3 separate regions of the Homo sapiens genome follow, and regions 1 and 3 are each linked to region 2. Evidence: chromatin contacts called from ENCODE Hi-C or POLR2A ChIA-PET data. All regions are on one chromosome and are shown on one strand. Each heading gives the region's core, a stretch centred on a gene start or an enhancer-like site at or near the end of the contact. The rest is flanking DNA. Distances are from core to core; before and after follow the strand shown.

The links. A loop is a pair of places that touch in the nucleus more often than their neighbours do. ChIA-PET counts read pairs that join two places held with the same protein, here RNA polymerase II (POLR2A). Pooled maps may share reads with other maps.
Region 1: a map of endothelial cell of hepatic sinusoid shows a loop between it and region 2 (5-fold over the local background). The contact joins the enhancer-like site here to the promoter of LINC01315 in region 2. A Hi-C loop is called at or near these places in 1 of 168 maps with a recorded cell type or tissue (endothelial cell of hepatic sinusoid) and 1 of 50 pooled maps. POLR2A ChIA-PET finds 5 or more read pairs at or near these places in 3 of 52 experiments (HepG2, T-cell and activated CD8-positive, alpha-beta memory T cell).
Region 3: a loop to region 2 is called in a pooled map, with 4 times the contacts of the local background. The contact joins the enhancer-like site here to the promoter of LINC01315 in region 2. A Hi-C loop is called at or near these places in 6 of 50 pooled maps. POLR2A ChIA-PET finds 5 or more read pairs at or near these places in 4 of 52 experiments (B cell, H1, activated CD4-positive, alpha-beta T cell and 1 more).

The regions. Positions count from the first base shown.
Region 1 is chr22:42,118,846-42,121,545 of GRCh38, reverse strand. All of the region lies in intron 3 of NDUFA6-DT (NDUFA6 divergent transcript), which reads right to left. Among named protein-coding and RNA genes, the nearest start is that of CYP2D6, 11 kb to the left of the region's middle. Within about 2 kb of position 1,290, at least 6 of the 41 ENCODE cell types and tissues checked have a DNase peak (open chromatin) inside an H3K27ac peak, as active enhancers do.
Region 2 is chr22:42,367,845-42,370,544 of GRCh38, reverse strand. LINC01315 (long intergenic non-protein coding RNA 1315) reads left to right here and starts at 1,337. Exons shown (of 2, transcript NR_120597.1): 1 at 1,337-1,487. It overlaps LOC124905126 (a long non-coding RNA gene), which reads right to left and starts at 1,053. Exons shown (of 2, transcript XR_007068114.1): 1 at 841-1,053. RefSeq lists a silencer at 1,141-1,300 and enhancers at 1,008-1,302, 1,671-1,790, 2,083-2,700.
Region 3 is chr22:42,213,486-42,216,185 of GRCh38, reverse strand. TCF20 (transcription factor 20) reads left to right here. Exons shown (of 6, transcript NM_001378418.1): 2 at 845-2,700. The coding sequence starts at 881. Among named protein-coding and RNA genes, the nearest start is that of TCF20, 56 kb to the left of the region's middle. RefSeq lists an enhancer at 704-1,203. Within about 2 kb of position 1,450, at least 4 of the 41 ENCODE cell types and tissues checked have a DNase peak (open chromatin) inside an H3K27ac peak, as active enhancers do.

The DNA of each region.
Region 1 (2,700 bases), core at 41-2,540, 250 kb after region 2:
TTTTCTGATTTATTTATTTATTTTTTGTACAGAGTCTCACTATGTTGACCAGGCTGGCCTGGAACTTCTGAGCTCAAGTGATCCTCCTGCCTTCGCCTCCCAAAGTGCAGAGATTATAGGTGTAAACTATCACGCCTGGCCTGTTTACATAGTTTAATAATGTAAATCTTCAATACCGATCTAATAAAAATTGAAATATGCCTTTTAGAATGGCTTTCAAAGATAACAAATGCTGGAGAGGATGTAGAACAACTGGAACCTCTCGGTTATTGCTGGTGAGACAGCCGCTTTGAAAAAGTTTGAGTTTCTTACAAAATTAAACTTACACTTACACTTACCATATGACCCAAAAATTCCACTGCTTGCTCTTTACTCAAGTATAAGGAAAATCTATGTACACACAAAACTTGTACGTGAATATTTATTAATAGTCATTTTATGCCCCAAACTAGAAATAGTCCAAATGTTCTGGAACATCCATACAACGGACCACCACTCAATAAAAGGAACAAACTACGGATACACGTGACTAGATGAATCTCAAATGCTTTGTGCTAAGTAAAATAAACCAGACTGAAAAGGCTACCATACGTTTCCATTTATATGACAATCTTGCAAAGTCAAAACCACAGGAACAGGAAACTGTTCACTGATTGCCAGGGTGTGGGAGTAGGAGGAAGGGCTGACTACAGGTGACTATGGAGGATTTTTTTTTTTCTGAGACGGAGTCTCTGTCGCCCAGGCTGGAGTGTACTGGCACGATCTCGGCTCACTGCAACATCCACCTCCTGGGTTTAAGGTATTTTTAGTAGAGACGGGGTTTCACTATGTTGGCCAGGCTGGTCTCAAACTCCTGACCTCAGGTGATCCACCCGCTTCGGCCTCCCAAAGTGCTGGGATTATAGGCGTGAGCCACCGAGGCCAGCCACTTTTTTTTTTTTTTAAAGACAGAGTCTTGCTGTGTCACTCAGGCTGGAGTGCAGTGGCGTGATCCCAGCTCACTGCAGCCTTAACATCCTGCACTCAAGTGATCCTTCTACCTCAGCTTCCTGAGTAGCTGGGACCACAGGCACACCTCACCACACCCAGCTAATTTTTAATTTTTTTGTAGAGACAGGGTCTATGTTGCCCAGGCTGGTCTTGAACTCCTGGGCTCCACCAATCCTGCCTTGCCCTCCTCACAGTGCCCGGCCCTTAGATTCTCTCTTTAACCTCTAACTCCACCCCGTCTTCCTCACTTTCAGCAGAGAGCATAGGCACCATCAGATGGGCATTTCCTCAACTTGCTGCCACCAAACCCATTCACTCACCGGCTTCTCATAGGCCATTTCCTCTTCCAGGGGATGAGGGGAGGAGGCTCCCCTCCCTCTCCAAAGCTAGCCCTACTCCTGTGCCCCATTTCATCTGGTCTTCTCACCTGGGCATTTGGAGATCTCGTCTCACCTCAATATTCTCCTTTTCCTTTTTTCTGGCTCCTTCCATCAGCATCTAAACACATTGCTGATCTCTTCTATTAAAAAGAAAAAAGCCCTTCTCCCTTGAACCCATATTCCTTCTCCAGCTAGCGTCCTGACCCCTACCCTTCACACCAGTCTCCTGAGAGCGGTGTTGGCAGGGGGGTGTGTTTACTGCTTTCTACCTCTCCCGCGCTCCACAACCCACTTCAACCTGCATCTGTCTCCATAAGCCTCTGAAACCCCTCTCACTGAGGTCACCAGTACGCTCCTAGTCACCAAACCCAGATGACTCTTTCCTTTTTTTCTTTTTTTTTTTTTTTTTGAGACGGAGTCTCGCTCTGTCGCCCAGGCTGGAGTGCAGTGGCGTGATCTCGGCTCACTGCAAGCTCCGCCTCCCGGGTTCACACCATTCTCTTGCTTCAGCCTCCCGAGTAGCTGAGACTACAGGCGGCCCGCCACGAGGCCCAGCTAATTTTTTTGTATTTACTAGCAGAGGCGGGGTTTCCCCATGTTAGCCAGGATGGTCCTGATCTCCTGACCTCGTGATCCGCCTGCCTCGGTCTTCCAAAGTGCTGGGATTACAGGCATGAGCCACTGCACCCGGCCCCAGCTGACCCTTTCTTTAACGACCTCGCCTTTTCTCTTGGCTGCTTGACCTCTCATGCTCTGGTTTTCCTCCTGCCTCCCACTCCTCTCTCTCTCTATCTCTCAGTCTCTATCTCTGTCTCTCTTTCTGTCTCTGCCTCTCTCAGTCTCTATTTCTGTCTCTGCCTCTCTCAGTCTCTATTTCTGTCTCTGCCTCTCTCTGTGTATCTCTATCTGTCTCTCTCTCTGTATCTCTGTCTCTCTCTGTATCTCTAGCTCTGTCTCTATCTCTGTCTCTGTCTCTGTCTATCTCTCTGTATCTCTAACTCTGTCTCTGTATCTGTTTCTGTCTCTCTATCTCTCTTTGTCTCTCTGTCTCTCTCTGCCTAAATCTCAGTGTCAAGTGTTGCTCCATGTCCTGCTGACGACAAAGACTCTGAACTTCCACCTCAGACACTCACTTCTAGGCCTTTGCATGTGCTGTTATCTACCTAGAATGTGTTTCTCCATGGCTTTCAGGAGGGCTCCCCTGACTACCTGAGTTCACGTGGGGTGGCCCTCCTCAGTGCTCTTAGGGTACTGTACTGTCCCCTGACTGAGGGACCACTTTAGGTCCGTCCACTGTCAAACCCCCAGTAGCTGCCCCTATGCGTGGGAC
Region 2 (2,700 bases), core at 88-2,587:
CCTCGGCTTCCCAAAGTGCTGGGATTACAGGCGTGAGCCACTGTGCCCGGCCGAAGTAAGTTTTTTTGTTTTTGTTTTTGTTTTGTTTTGAGATGGAGTCTCACTCTGTCACCCAGGCTGGAATGCAGTGGTGCCATCTCGGCTTACTGCAAGCTCCGCCTCCCGGGTTCACGCCATTCTCTTGCCTCAGCTTCCCGAGTAGCTAGCTGGGACTACAGGTGCCCACCACCACGCCAGGCTAATTTTTTGTATTTTTAGTAGAGACGGGTTTTTTTTTTTTTCTGTCACCCAGGCTGGAGTGCAAGTGGTACAATCATAACACTGCAGCTTCCAACTCCTGGGCTCAAGTGATCCTCCCACCTCAGCCTCCCAAGTAGCTGGGAGTACAGGTGCACACCACCATGCCCAGAAAACTTCTTAATTTTTTTTTTGTAGAGACGGGGTTTCGCCATGTTGCCCAGGCTGGTTTCGAACTCCTGGGCGCAAGCGCTTCTCCCACCCTGGCCTCCCAAAGTGCTAGAATTATAGGCGTGAGCCACAGGACCTGGCAGTAATAACCCATCTTCTAACCTATCTTGTGCTCTAACACAACACTCTTGATAGACGGGAAACTGAGCTCTGACACTGCACAGGGCATCACTGTGTAGAGGATCCGAGATCCAGTAATGTAAGCATGTCCCAGCATCAGCTCAGCCATTCATCCCCACGTGACCGAATTTCGCTGCACCTCGGTTTCCTCATCCTCGGGAGAGAATAGTAATATCTCCTAGGGATGTTGCCAACATTAAAGATAGCTCTAAACACCTGTATGCATATTTTCCACGAATTCATTCAACTAACCGTTTTGAGCACGTACTGTGTGCTAGGCCCTGGGGAGACAGTGGTGAGCAGCACGAACCCCATGTCCCTATCTCCAGGTGCTGTTTGGTAGAGAAGGACAAGGAAATGCAGGTAGCGTTATGATAGGGACCACGGAAGCAGAGAGGAAAAGGCCGCAGAGTTCAGGAAGGTCCGAAAGAGCAGCGGCCACCGCCGGAGCGAAAAGGCAAAGAATGAAATCCACAAACCCCCACCCCTACGGCCTTAGTCCCTTCTTTGTCTCAGCCAATCAGACGTCAGCAGTGCTGGCCGACCGACCAATCAAGAGCTGGAACAGGAGCCCTAGTCTCAGGCCCGGTTTCCGCGGGGAGGGCGGCCGGAACCAGCGCGCCCCGCCCCTGCCCCGACCACGCCCCGCCCGCCCCGGTCCGGCCCCTCCCCAGACCACGCCCCGCTGCAGCCAGCTTCGCCCGCCCAGAGCCCCGTGGCCAGCGGCCGGCCGCGGGGCCTTTTTGTCCTGAGGGCCAGAGAAAGGGAGAAGGGGGTGGGGGGACAGCCACGTGGCCGCAGGAGGATTTACAACATTTTCTTTCGCCATCGATGTTATCGCAAAATGTGTGAGAGAAGCGGCTGCGCAGCCCGGACGGGAGCGTGAGGGTGCGGGCCAGGTAAGCAGCCCCGGCGGTTTCGCCGCATACGGGACTGCGGGGCGACCGCGGGCACCAGCCACGCGCAGCGGCTCCGCGGGGTCTCGGCCGGGTCCGCGCTCTGAAGGATCTCGAGAGCCATGGATGGTGCAGGCGGGACCCTCGAGCTGCAGCATCTCCGGTGACCCGGGGTTGCCGAGGAGGTGGAGACCAGCACAGGTGGTCCGGCCCGGGCGCCTCCGAATCCGGGGGTGGTCAAGACGGATCCCCAAGGCTGAGGTCGGCAGTCCCGGGGACTCGCAGCTGTTGAGCCTGTGGAGACGCGGCCCCGTGACCGAGGCACCCTTCAGCAACCCGGGGGCAGGTGAGACCGTGTAGACTTGCGCTTGCGGTTGAACCGCGAGCAGGTGTAGACGCGGGCGGGTTCTGGACGCGGAAAGTTTGCCAGAGCGCGCTGAGCGGGCTGGCGGGGAGGAAGGGTCTGGGCGTAGGCGGAGCCGCGCCTCCGAGGGGCCAGGCGCACATCTGGGGCGGGGACGGGACCCACCTGTCGGGTCTCAGCCGCATCCCAGGGCGGAAGCTCCTTGGGCGAACTCCAAACTCCAGCCTCAGCGGCTGGAATTCGGGTGCCCCCCTTCCTCGGGAGCTGGAGAAACTGCAGCTGAGGCGGGAGAGGGATTTGGGGCGACAGAGCGAGACCAAAGGGGGCTCATTTTGAGACTTTTAGACGGGATCATCAAGCGCTCACTCTGTCCCTGGCTCCGGGGAAGCCTGGGGAGTCTCCACCTCACTTGTGAGGAAGCTGAGGGACGAAGAGGCCAATTTGGCACCCGTCCCACGCTCGTAATCAGACCCAGGGACTCAAACCCCATTTGTCCTGGCTCCTCTTCTTCCACCTCCGCCTCAGTGAGGAGAAAGGGTGCTAGCCATGGGGGTAGTGCAGGTGAGACCTGGGGCTGGGATGCAGGGAAGCCCTGGATTGAGACCTTCGGATCTGCTGGGGGTGGATCCCACTCCCTCTCTGTAGCTCCAGGTGGCCCCGCAGCACTGGGTGAGAGAATGAACGCAGGAGGGAAGCTGGTGGCAGAGTACTGGGCAGGGGGTGCTAGTGCCCACCTGCTTTGTGTCCGGGGTGCTGTGCCTGGAGCGCTTCGGGTGGGGCAGCGTATTTATGCGACACTCTCTCCTCTAGGGTAAGAAAGACACCCTACCACAGTCTCTGCCACAGGGGAAG
Region 3 (2,700 bases), core at 201-2,700, 150 kb after region 2:
GCCAGGTGTTTGATGCTGCAGTGAACTACGACTGTGCCCCTGCACACTCCAGCCTGGGCAAGAGTGAGACCTTGTCTCAAAAAAAAAAAAAAAAAAAAAAAAAAAAGGATTTGGTTTTTCTTACCCCACACCCCCTCCCCCGCATAACTGGGAGGCTTATTGAAAAATTGCTGTTTTTCATTGACAGTAATAACACAGCCCCATATTTTAATCTGGTTGAGTTTGGGGGCTCATTTGTCTAATAAGGCATTATTAGATATATGAGACATACATGTTTTTGCTGTATTGGGTTTGTATGCACTCAGAGTGCTGCTTTTCATTCTACTACAGATTCTTGCCTCACTCTTTAGGCCATTTCTCTGCATATGTGCATTTTCAGAAGTGGATAGGATAAAATATAAAAGATGAAATTCAAGGTCAGGCGTGGTGGCTCATGCCTGTAATTCCAGCACTTTGGGAGGCCGAGGTGGGCGGATCACGAGGTCAGGAGTTCGAGACCAGCCTGGCCAGCACAGTGAAACCCTGTCTCTACTAAAAATACAAAAAATTAGCCGAGCCTGGTGGCCATGCGCCTGTAGTCCCAGCTACTCGGGAGGCTGAGGCAAGAGAATTGCTTGAACCCTGCAGGCAGAAGTTGCATTGAGCTGAGATCGTGCAATTGCACTCCAGCCTGGGTGACAGAGTGAGACTCTTGTCTCAAAAAACCAAAAAAAAAAAATAGAAATTCAAACCAGTCAGCTTCATCTGGGCCTCTGATTCATCTTTATTCCCTCCATCATCTAGACTTGATTTTATTTGTACCAAGGAGATGCGTGTCTAATGTTTTTCTTTCTTCTATTTCTAGGAGGGCTGTTGGCCTGCTGCTGTGCTGCTGAACAGTATGCAGTCCTTTCGGGAGCAAAGCAGTTACCACGGAAACCAGCAAAGCTACCCACAGGAGGTACACGGCTCATCCCGGCTAGAAGAGTTCAGCCCTCGTCAGGCCCAGATGTTCCAGAATTTTGGAGGTACAGGTGGCAGTAGTGGCAGCAGTGGCAGTGGCAGTGGTGGTGGACGACGAGGAGCAGCAGCTGCTGCGGCAGCGATGGCTAGCGAGACCTCTGGCCATCAAGGTTACCAGGGTTTCAGGAAAGAGGCTGGAGATTTTTACTACATGGCAGGCAACAAAGACCCCGTGACTACAGGAACCCCACAGCCTCCTCAGCGAAGGCCTTCTGGGCCTGTGCAGAGCTATGGACCCCCCCAGGGGAGCAGCTTTGGCAATCAGTATGGGAGTGAGGGTCATGTGGGCCAGTTTCAAGCACAGCACTCTGGCCTTGGCGGTGTGTCACATTATCAGCAGGATTACACTGGGCCTTTCTCTCCAGGGAGTGCTCAGTACCAACAGCAGGCTTCCAGCCAGCAGCAGCAGCAGCAAGTCCAGCAGTTGAGACAACAGCTTTACCAGTCCCATCAGCCCCTGCCACAGGCCACTGGCCAACCAGCATCCAGCTCATCCCATCTACAGCCAATGCAGCGGCCCTCAACTCTGCCATCCTCTGCTGCTGGTTACCAGTTAAGAGTGGGTCAGTTTGGCCAACACTATCAGTCTTCTGCTTCCTCCTCCTCCTCCTCCTCCTTCCCTTCACCACAGCGTTTTAGCCAGTCTGGACAGAGCTATGATGGCAGTTACAATGTGAATGCTGGATCTCAGTATGAAGGACACAATGTGGGTTCTAATGCACAGGCTTATGGAACACAATCCAATTACAGCTATCAGCCTCAATCTATGAAGAATTTTGAACAGGCAAAGATTCCACAAGGGACCCAACAGGGGCAGCAGCAGCAGCAACCGCAGCAACAACAACACCCTTCTCAGCATGTGATGCAGTATACTAACGCTGCCACCAAGCTGCCCCTGCAAAGCCAAGTGGGGCAGTACAACCAGCCTGAGGTTCCTGTGAGGTCCCCCATGCAGTTTCACCAGAACTTCAGCCCCATTTCTAACCCTTCTCCAGCTGCCTCTGTGGTTCAGTCTCCAAGCTGTAGTTCTACCCCATCTCCTCTCATGCAGACTGGGGAGAATCTCCAGTGTGGGCAAGGCAGTGTGCCTATGGGTTCCAGAAACAGAATTTTACAGTTAATGCCTCAACTCAGTCCAACCCCATCAATGATGCCCAGTCCTAATTCTCATGCTGCAGGCTTCAAAGGGTTTGGACTAGAAGGGGTACCAGAAAAGCGACTGACAGATCCTGGGTTGAGTAGTTTGAGTGCTCTGAGTACTCAAGTGGCCAATCTTCCTAACACTGTCCAGCACATGTTACTTTCTGATGCCCTGACTCCTCAGAAGAAGACCTCCAAGAGGCCCTCATCTTCCAAGAAAGCAGATAGCTGCACAAATTCTGAAGGCTCCTCACAACCTGAAGAACAGCTGAAGTCCCCTATGGCAGAGTCATTAGATGGAGGCTGCTCCAGCAGTTCAGAGGATCAAGGCGAGAGAGTGCGGCAACTAAGTGGCCAGAGCACCAGCTCTGACACCACCTACAAGGGTGGAGCCTCTGAGAAAGCTGGCTCCTCACCGGCACAAGGTGCTCAGAATGAACCCCCCAGACTCAATGCTAGTCCTGCCGCAAGAGAAGAGGCCACCTCACCAGGCGCTAAGGACATGCCATTGTCATCCGACGGGAACCCAAAGGTTAATGAGAAGACTGTTGGGGTGAT